Linked DNA regions of Homo sapiens: region 1 is linked to region 2. A link is an interaction called in ENCODE POLR2A ChIA-PET data of the cell type or tissue named here. Cell type or tissue: Panc1. All regions are shown on one strand.

Region 1 (5,000 bases), 360 kb after region 2:
CAAAGATTTCTTAGGATGTAGAAAGCAATCACTGTAAGAGAAAAGCTTTAAAGAATAGACTTCATTGAAAAAACCAAACTTGTGTTTATCAAAAGATACCACTAAGAAAACAAAAAACAAGCCACAGACTGAGAAAAATATTTGCTAAATGTATATTTGTCAAAGGAATATATAGCTAATTTATACAGCTCCATAACAAAAAGCGGAACAACCAGAAACTAAAAAGGAATAGGGAACAAATGATTTGAAAAGACACTTTGTAACACAGACACTGCACAACGGAAGATATTCAAATGATTAGTAAGCATGTGATCAGCGTCATTTGTCATCTGGGAAATGCAGGTTAAAATGAGAATGAGAAACCCACCATACTGTCTAAAATCAGATAGGATCTAGAGCAACTGGCATTCTTATACATTAGGTATACCACTTGAGGAAAAAGATCTGGCAGTTTCTTATGAAGTTAAATACACTTACCCAATGATTCAGCAGTTCTCCTAGATATTTGCCTAAGAGAAATGAAAATAAAAATCGACCAAAAAGATTCTTATGAGAAGTACATACATAATATATGTGCATAATATAGCTTCAATCATACTAGCCAGAAACTGGAATAGCCCAGCTTCCCATCAGTAAGAGAATGGATAAACAGACTGTGGTTATTCATAAAATGAAACACTGGCAAATTATCTGTGAGGGGAAAGGATGAGAAAAGTCGTTGCTTCTAGGGGATGGGACGGGAACTGACTGGGAAGGATTTTGAAGGAACAAACTTTGGGTAGTGGTAATGATTTGGGTTACAAGGTATATGCATTTGTAAAAAAACTTATGGAATGGTACACTTAAGATTGGTGCATTTCATTTTATATAAATTTTGCCTCAAGAAATAAAAAAGAGCTTTAAAAATCACAAGGAAGTACTTTTTTATGTCCATTAGATTGGCAAAAATGTTGGAGCATCCTGAACTTATCTTGCCCTGCTAGTGGTTATACAAATTGAATCAACCATATAATACATTTGCATTAACTAATAAGTTGTGCATATATCAACCAAGCAACTCCACTCTGAGGCATAGAAACTCTTGGTAATCTACATAGAGAAATACATAATATGTTCCAGAAAGCTGGGAACAACTCAGATATCCATCAATAAGAGAAGACACAAATTGTGCCACATTCAAACATATCATCATGGATAAGTCTCATGAACAGAATAAAACCAAGAAACTTAAGAATACTTCCAATATGATTCCAACCAATATAACTCCATCCAAAATCTTGCAAAATTAAGCAAGATATTAGGGATACATATGGTAACACTATAAAGGAAAGCAAAAACAACAACAACAAAAAAGGATAGCTGGAGAGAAGGCATGGGAAAAAGGATTGGAATTGGAATGGGAAAGGCCATAAAGGGGACTTCAAAGTTATAAGTAATGTATTCTCTAAACTGGCTAGTGGGAAAACAGGTGTTCATTTTACTATTTATAACTTGCACATTTGTTGAAAATACTATTTGGTATGTATTCAGCATTTAATTTCTTGAGAAATTAGAGGTACACTTAAATAATCTTTAAGGATACTTCTTAGCAATAATACGATATGCAAAATATGAGAAGTAGGCTTTCTGCTGTCACTAATTCAGTCATTCAAGTGTTTATCAAATGCCTATACAGCTTGATATGGATGTGACATTAGTGGCCTTATTTGGAGGCCACAGTTTTGGTGGCTGTATCTTAAAAGCGAATTAGAAGAACTACTGAAATCTAAAATGATTGGGATTTATATTGGTACAGTATAAATCTTCTGAGACTGTTTCTCAGAAGTTCCGCCATTATTGCTTCAAGAAGGGAAAGAAAATTATGGATTTTCACTTATGTGATGGGTAAATGAAACCATCAGAAAAGACAGAAGTAATTTTTTTGGCCTTTGGAATGAATCTCCTCCAACAGAATTCTTTTAAAATAGGATGGGCCAGATAACTGAGAGGGCCCGGCTTTGACCTCTTTCCACTAATGCTGGTTCAGCTGACTTCTCAAAGCACACTTTTATGAGTTGAACTGATTATTGACCCATCAATGAATTTACCTTAAAACCAGGTCATGGAGAATGACTCCCATAATATATTTTCTTGCAACTTCACTGTGATAAAAATTCTCAGGATGCTGTGGCTAATATCTAGATCTTAATGTTATGTTGAATCCTAAACATTTTCAAGATATTTATAGATTTTTTCATCTCTGCACTTCCTGAAAAATCTGTGAATATTTTTCATTAAATTAACTTGCCGAGAAAATTAAGGTTGGACACTGTGGCTTCCTATATAGTCCTACATTTGTAGCTTTAAATGTTAAGGGCTTACCCCAACCCTTTACTCTTTATAAGTATTCAAACATTCCTTTGGATAACAAATAATAAATTCATAGTGCTAGATATCCAGCAAGATGACAGTCTGGTTGCTTATATGAAGTACCTAAATATACACAATTGCAATTCCAAAGCCTTATTGCTTCATTTATCACAGGAAGTGCCAGAGTTCTGCAATATCTTGTAAGAAAAGCTACTCGACTTGCATGAATTCTCATAGGAATGACCATGAATATTATGCCAATTTCATCCTAAGTATTGAAGTTAAGGTTCTAAATGACATTTAATAGTATGATTTATTTTCTATCTTAAACTTCATAGGGCACAAAGCAAGATCCTATCCTTTCATATTGCTTTTTTATTTTTAAAGAGTCTGACTGATGATAAAAATCTAAGCTTAAAAACTGTCAAATGATTTATGATATTTCATTTATTTTTCAAAGGATTGGGGTGTCACCAGTAAGCCTATTAGAATTGTAGGTTTAAAGTTCCTTGATTTTAAAAAAGACCAGCTGCCTAAACAAGTTTTGAGCTTTGTAATTTAATTCTATGTGATTTTTTTTAATACTTCAAAGTACCAAAGTAGGCATTTCTTCTTAGGTCATAAATAGTTGTTTATGTCATTATGATTTCAAACTTTCAAGTACATTTTAAGATCTACTTTTTAAAAATATTGATTTTTTTTTATTGTGTTCATTACAACCTCAAGACATTTCTTTCTGTCTACCTAAATCTCCCTTTCTTCATGGGCTGACAGCAACAAAGGTAGAACATGAAGAAACTGGAGGAAGCCTCCTTTTAAAAAATTGGAATTCTGTAGTCGAGTATATATAATCCAGTGTCTTTGAGAAATGCTGTGAAACCACTTTAAAGCTGTTTTTTAATGACACTTTTAAGTTTGGGATAATTGTAAATTTGCATGCAGTTACAAGAGATAATATATGTTCCATGCACCGCTTACACAATCCCCCCAGTGGTAACATCCAGGATATTAACACTGATGCATTCTAGATCTTATTCAGATTTTCCTAGTTTTTCTCGAACTCATTTGTGTGTGTATTTATTTAGTTCTATCTAATTTTTATCACATGTGTAGCTTCTTGTATCTACTACAGTCAAGATGAACATTTCCATCACAAAGATTCCATCATGTTGGCCTTTTATAATCACACTCATCTACCTTCCCACTTCCCACCCCTGTCCCTAACCCCTGGCAACCACTAATCTGCCCCCTGTTGCCATAATTTTTCCATTTTAAAAATGTTATTTAAATGGATCCTTAGATTTAACTTTTTTGATTTAACTTTTTTAATTTAACTTTTTCATTCTCTTGAGATTGTCTCGAAATTAATATTATTTCCTTGAGATTCATCCAACTTGTGTTTATTAATAACTTGTTCATTTCGATTACTAAGTGGTATTCCATTAAAATCAATTTTGATTTTTAGTTTATACGCACACATAAAATGTGAAGCAATAATGCAAAATATCAGTTTAAAACGTGTTTAGGACATTGTTGAAATTAACCTATTAAAATTACATATTTTTTGTCATTTTAGTCATTTGGATTGGATTTGTCTATGGCTTAATATGCTAAGACTGGATGAATCATCACCTGTATACCGAACATATAGTTCCAGTGGGAACATTCTATTCCCTAACTCATTTTAATAAAAACTGTGAGGTTGGAGATACAAGAGAAGTTCCTTGTTCTTATTCCAGAAGATTTGCTATTTAGTTTTTTCTTTCCTTTTACAGCCTGTGATTACCCACGTAATTCTCTTCATATAACCTATTGTTACCTAAGTAATTCTTCTTCCCCTTGTGCCTGTGCTTGCTTTTCCAACTAAATGATTAAGTGTCTTAATTTCTAGGCTGACTAAGATACTTCTTTCCTCCTTCCTCCCTAAATTCACTTACTCTTTCTCTAACCTGAAAGAAAGGGGTAAGATGATGAGTACCAAGAATAAAAGTATTTGGCTTCATCTGGGAGGCCAGAGAAGGCTTCCCTAAGGAGGATACATTTAAGCAAAAATCTGATGGATGAATAAGAGTCAACTAGGAGAAGAGGAGGAAGAAATAGCATTTTAAACAGAGAAAAGAAAGGGCATGGGCAAAGACCCTGTGGTGGGAAGGAGCAAAGCAAGCAGGAAGAATTGGAATCAAGCCAAGTGGAGAATGGGCTGAGAGAACCAAGGGAATATATGGTATGAAATTGGACTGGAGAGGGAGGCAGAGTTCAGACCTTATAGAGCTTTTTAGGTCATATTTAATAAAGATCAGTGCTTATTCTAAGACCAATGAGAAACAAATAAAGGGTTTTAAGCATGAAGTTGACTTGTCCAGATTTGCAATCTGTAAAGATCCTTTTGGCTGCAGCGTGGATGGTGCTTTGGGGTAAAGGGTGGAAGTGTCTCGACTGGTTACAGGCCATTTTAGTGGGGTACACTGGAGAGGATGGACCTTGGGGTAAAGTTATAGTGGTGCAGTTATAGAAAAGATAACAGATTTAATCCTTAAATCCCAACAGATATGTTGTATTAGAAATGGGAGAGGAAAGAGAACTGTATTAAAAATAACTACTAGATTTCTGATTACAGCATTTAGACAGCGAGGGAATTCCAGCAGCAGATC
Region 2 (5,000 bases):
ATCCTGGCTAACACCATGAAACCCCCATCTCTACTAAAAATACAAAAAATTAGCTGGGCATGGTGGTGGGCACCTGTAGTCCCAGTTACTTGGGAGGCTGAGGCAGGAGAATGGCGTGAACCCGGGAGGGGGAGCTTGCAGTGAGCCAAGATCGTGCCACTGCACTCTAGCCTGGATGACAGAGCGAAACTCTGTCTCAAAAAAAAAAAATTCCTCTGTAATTATAATTTGGTTGATTTATTCTTTTGGTACTATTAATTTCTGATGTATACATTTTGAATCTTTGAGTGCATACATATTTAAAATTTTTATATTTCCTGGTGGATTGAATCTTTTATCATTATGAAAAGTTCTTCATTATCTCTTATAATGCCTCTTATCTTAGTATAACTAAAACAACTATTTTTTCATACTCATACATTTAACCTGTGTCCTTATATTTAAATATGTCTCTTGTAAAAGGAATATAGTTAGAATTTTTTGTTTGTTTGTTTTGTTTTTCTTTGTTTTCCTCTAGTCTGAAAATCTTAGTCTTTTACTTGGAATATTTTATTCAGTTACATTTATTGTAATTATTGACATTGTTGGGTTTAAATGTTCCCTCTTTCTTTTTTTTCCTATTTAACCCACTTGTTTTGTTTTTTCTTCTCCTTTATTGTCCACTTTTGTATTAATCATTTGATTATTTTGTTTCAACTGTTATCTTGTTGTTCATCTTTAACTCTTCTTTAGTAACTACCCTAGAGATTACAATTCACGTTTTTGACTTATTATAAGCTAATATAGATTATTACTTTTAATACTTCCCAGATAATGCTAAGACCTAATAACTTTTAGATTCAGTTTATCCCTGCCCACTTTTAAACTTATTCTTTTTTGCCTTTTAATTCTTTATGTAGTTTAAACTCTGTAAAGACTCAGCATTATCATTATCATCACCTTATACAGACAATATTCAATTATTAATATATTTATCAAAAATTTTTATCTTTTCTCTTGCTTTTTGTAACATTGATATTTTTGTCTATGATCATTTTCTTTCTCTCTGAAGAACTCATGTATTTCTTGAACTGCTTGTCTATTGGCAACAAATTATCTAAGTGTCAGTTTTTGTATTCCTGGAACGTCTTTACATCACTAAATTTTTGAAGGACTTTGGGGATTACAGTTTTTGATCAGCAGTTATGATCTTTAAGCACTCTTAGCTCTGTCATACTATTGATTTTTGTTTTCCATTATTACTGTTGAGAAGTCATCAATTAATCAGTTCTGATGCTTTGAAAGTAAAGTTTCTCTCTGGCTGCTTTTAAAATTTTCTTTTTGTCTATGTGTTTTTTAAAGCAGTTTTATTCTAGTGTGCCAGGAATATTTATCCTTTTCTGTATTTTTCCTTTTAAGGCTTTCAGAGCTTAATGATTTGTGTTTGATGTCTTTCATCTTCTGGAATAGTCATTTTTATCTCTTCAAATATTGCTTTAGTTACATTCTCTCTTCCAGTTCCTTCTGAGACTTTAATTACATGTTTCTTGGACATTTTCACTATGTTTCACATGTATTATTTCATACTCTTTTCTGTATCTTACACTTTTTTTTTAGCTCTGTTCTTGAGTGTTGAATTGGCCTCACTTTGGGTTTCCTTATGCTTTTAATCTCACATATATAATATGTTGTTAAATCCATATGCTGAGTTTCCAATTTCCATTCTTGCCCTTTTTAGTATCTTAGTATATTTTTGTCCTTTTCTTCTATTTCATTGAACATATTAATCATAATTATTTCAAAGTCCTTGTCTGCTTAATCCCATCACCAAATCATATAGTGATCTTTCTTATCTACCGATTCTTGATTTTATGATCTTTTTCTTGGCATGTTAAGTAATTTTAAAAAGTGAATTCTGGACACTATACATTAAAAAATCATAGAGGTTCCAGATCACATAATCTTCTCCAGAGAAGTTTCATCTTTCCTTTCTGGGTAGATAGAATGAAGACTGATAACAAATACAACCAGGGACTAAGCTTTATTCACACAGGTGAAAACTCTATTTACCTCGCTAGAGTGTGGCTCTCTAAGGCTTCCGCATGGAAACCTGTACTGTACACTGGAGCTTCTCTTGGCTAGTTCTTAACTCTATTATTATTGTTGTCCTGAATCAGAAACGCAGACCTTTTCTGGGGCTTTGTTCTTAGTTTCTTATTTTTCCGTCTCATGCAGCTTCAGAATTCAGCACATATTGTGGGGGAAACTTTCTTGTGCCAACTCTAGTGCTTCACTCATTCCTTTCAATCAAACACTAGCCCTTCATATCTTTAGTTTTCTAGACCCAGTACTGCAAGACCACCAAAAACTCTGCTGGTGTCCTTCTTTCCCAGTAGCCCTCTGTCCAGGCAATTCTCAGATTTTAGAGTCCAAAACTGGCAAATTTACCCATGGTTAAAGTCAGCTGCAGATTCCAAGCTAGTCTCCCCACTGTTGTCTCTTCTCCAGAATCTTCACAATCTTGGGCTCTCTTCTTCCTGGTTGCTTCAGGAAGCAAACCACTGATGCACTGGAACAGATATTTTGTGTATCTCATTAGCTTTTTCTGTGTTTTCTCCATGGGTGCATTGGTGTATGCTAAGCTCCTCTATCATATCCTAAAATGGAAGTTGATTTTTCACATTAAACTTTGCAATTAAGCCATGTTTTATGACAGCCCAGTTTTCCACGTATTGCTGAGTAAGGTCAGTAACACTAGTAAATACTGAGTTACTGTCAGATACGTTATATGTAATTTAGAAGAATTCTAGAAGTGATGCTTAAAGAGAGATTATAATATTTTTAATGTTTGCAATTGTAACAAGGCCTTTCGAGAAAAGTCTGTGAAATTATAAACAAGGTAAGAAAATCTATGTTACAGGAAGGAGGTGCTACTCAACATACAGAAAACACATTATCTCTTTTCCTCCATGTGATACTTCCTAGGATTAGGGACAGGGAAACATCTGACCAGTTCCAGAAAGATAAGGAATTCTGCTGACTCATAGAGATAGCCATATTTCTAATGACCAGCATAGGAAAAGCAGTATGAGAATTTGCTGTCCTTAGAAAAGGAAAGCCAAGGAAATAAAAATCCCCTCTCAATGAACACCAAATTGGCAGTGAAGATAAGCTATGGGGATATAGATACCACATTAAATTTATGTGTAAGTGATAAAGTTATGATAAGCTGTTTTTAGTACACATAAACAGCAAGAGAAATACAGAGGAGATTTCCAATTTGCCATGAAGGTTATCTTTCTAAGTACAATGGAGTCCTGTGCCTCATATCACTGCTATTTTTTTTTTTTTTTTTTGAGGTGGAGTTTCGCTATTGTGGCCCAGGCTGGAGTGCAATGGCTCCATCTCAGCTCACTGCAACCTCCACCTCCCGGGTTCAAACAATTCTCCTGCCACAGCCTCCCAAGTAGCTGGGATTACAGACATGCACCACCACATCTGACTAATTTTGTATTTTTAGTCGAGACGGGGTTTCTCCATGTTGGTCATGCTGGTCTCAAACTCCCGACCTCAGGTGATCCACCGGCCTCAGCCTCCCAAAGTGCTGGGATTACAGGTGTGAGCCACTGCGCCCGGTCCATCGCTGCTATTCTTAATATTCCCAAACACACATGTATAAAGTGAAGGTACTGGCTGGGCACTGTGGCTCACGCCTGTAATCCCAGCACTTTGTGAGTCCAAGGCGCGTGGATCACCTGAGGTCAGGAGTTCAAGACCAGCCTGGCCAACATGGTAAAACATCGTCTCTACTAAAAACACAAAAATTAGCCGGGTGTGGTGACACATGACTGTAATTCCAGCTACTTGGGAGGCTGAGGCAGGAGAATCATCTGAACCTGGGAGGCAAAGCTTACAGTGAGCTGAGACTGTGCTGCTGCACTCCAACCTGGGCCACAGAGTGAGACTCTGTTTCAAAAAATAAGAATAAATAAATAAATAAAGTCAAGGCACTATAAGGCTCTAGGAGCAATCCTGGACCTGTTAGCAGAAAAGAAGGATTTGAGTTTGGTAAATCATCAACTTAATGTCCAGTCAGTGAATTCTAGTCCCGCTAACTTCTATGGACAGGCCCCATCACCCACTCCTGCTTGCTTCTCCTGAACACTGATCCTCCCTTAACATTTAGAAACCCTTACTAGTGACTTTTCTGGTCCTATCCTCCTCCTGCTCCACCACTGGTTTTGGTACTGTAGCCATACTAGACTACTTGCAATTCCACAAATATGCTCTGTATTTTTCATACCTGCAAGCCTTAGTCTATTTGATCTCTCTCTCTGGAATATATGATTCCGTTTTATCCAACCCCTCTGCTCTTCTCTTTCCTATCTCTCTGCCTATGGTAATCTTATTTTTTAATACTTTCTCCCATGCCTCTTTATTAAATATTTCCATTCCTAGCCAGATGTGACCTGTTCTTCCTTAAAATGTTATAACACTTTGCGTATGTCTCTCCTAGGACTTTTAGTGTAATCTGCCTTGAAGAAAAATTGTTTGTGTTCTTATGTTATCCTTCTTAGTAGATAGTCAGCTTTTTGAGGAAAAGAACTGTGAACTTTTTTTAACTCCACAGCTGGGCCCAACAGAATCTTGCAAACACTAGTCGGTTAATAAATACTTGGTCAGTTAAATATAGGTGACATATGGCTCCCCAAGGCAGTTCACAACATGGATATTTATTTTCTTCCAAGCCAGCTGGATTGGCGTCTGACTTGTCACGCTTCTTTAAAGGCTCACATAATTAGATAGGACCCAACCAGGATAATCTCTCTTTTGATTTTACAAAGTCAACTTATTATTAACCTAATTGTGATAGTGATATGCCATCATGTTTACAGGTTCCCCTGTGCTCAAGGGGAAGGACACGCAGATAACAGGGATCATCATAGAATTCTGCCTATCACCTCCTCCTCCCTTTTTTTGCATCTTTTTTTGTATATCTACTCACCCAAGTGGTTGTCAAA

Evidence for each region. Peaks named below come from ENCODE experiments on the same cell type or tissue, not always from the same donor. Only the 100,000 strongest peaks of a DNase experiment are listed, where the experiment ranks them.
Region 1: POLR2A ChIA-PET joins it to region 2 with 7 read pairs; 2 of 35 experiments call an interaction of 5 or more read pairs at or near these places.

Annotation. Positions count from the first base shown.
Region 1 is chr10:30,912,875-30,917,874 of GRCh38, reverse strand. All of the region lies in intron 3 of ZNF438 (zinc finger protein 438), which reads left to right. Among named protein-coding and RNA genes, the nearest start is that of ZNF438, 120 kb to the left of the region's middle. In Panc1, no CTCF peak of the experiment used is centred here; a DNase peak (open chromatin) is centred at 2,520.
Region 2 is chr10:31,276,764-31,281,763 of GRCh38, reverse strand. No RefSeq gene overlaps it. Among named protein-coding and RNA genes, the nearest start is that of ZEB1-AS1, 40 kb to the left of the region's middle. In Panc1, no CTCF peak of the experiment used is centred here; no DNase peak of the experiment used is centred here.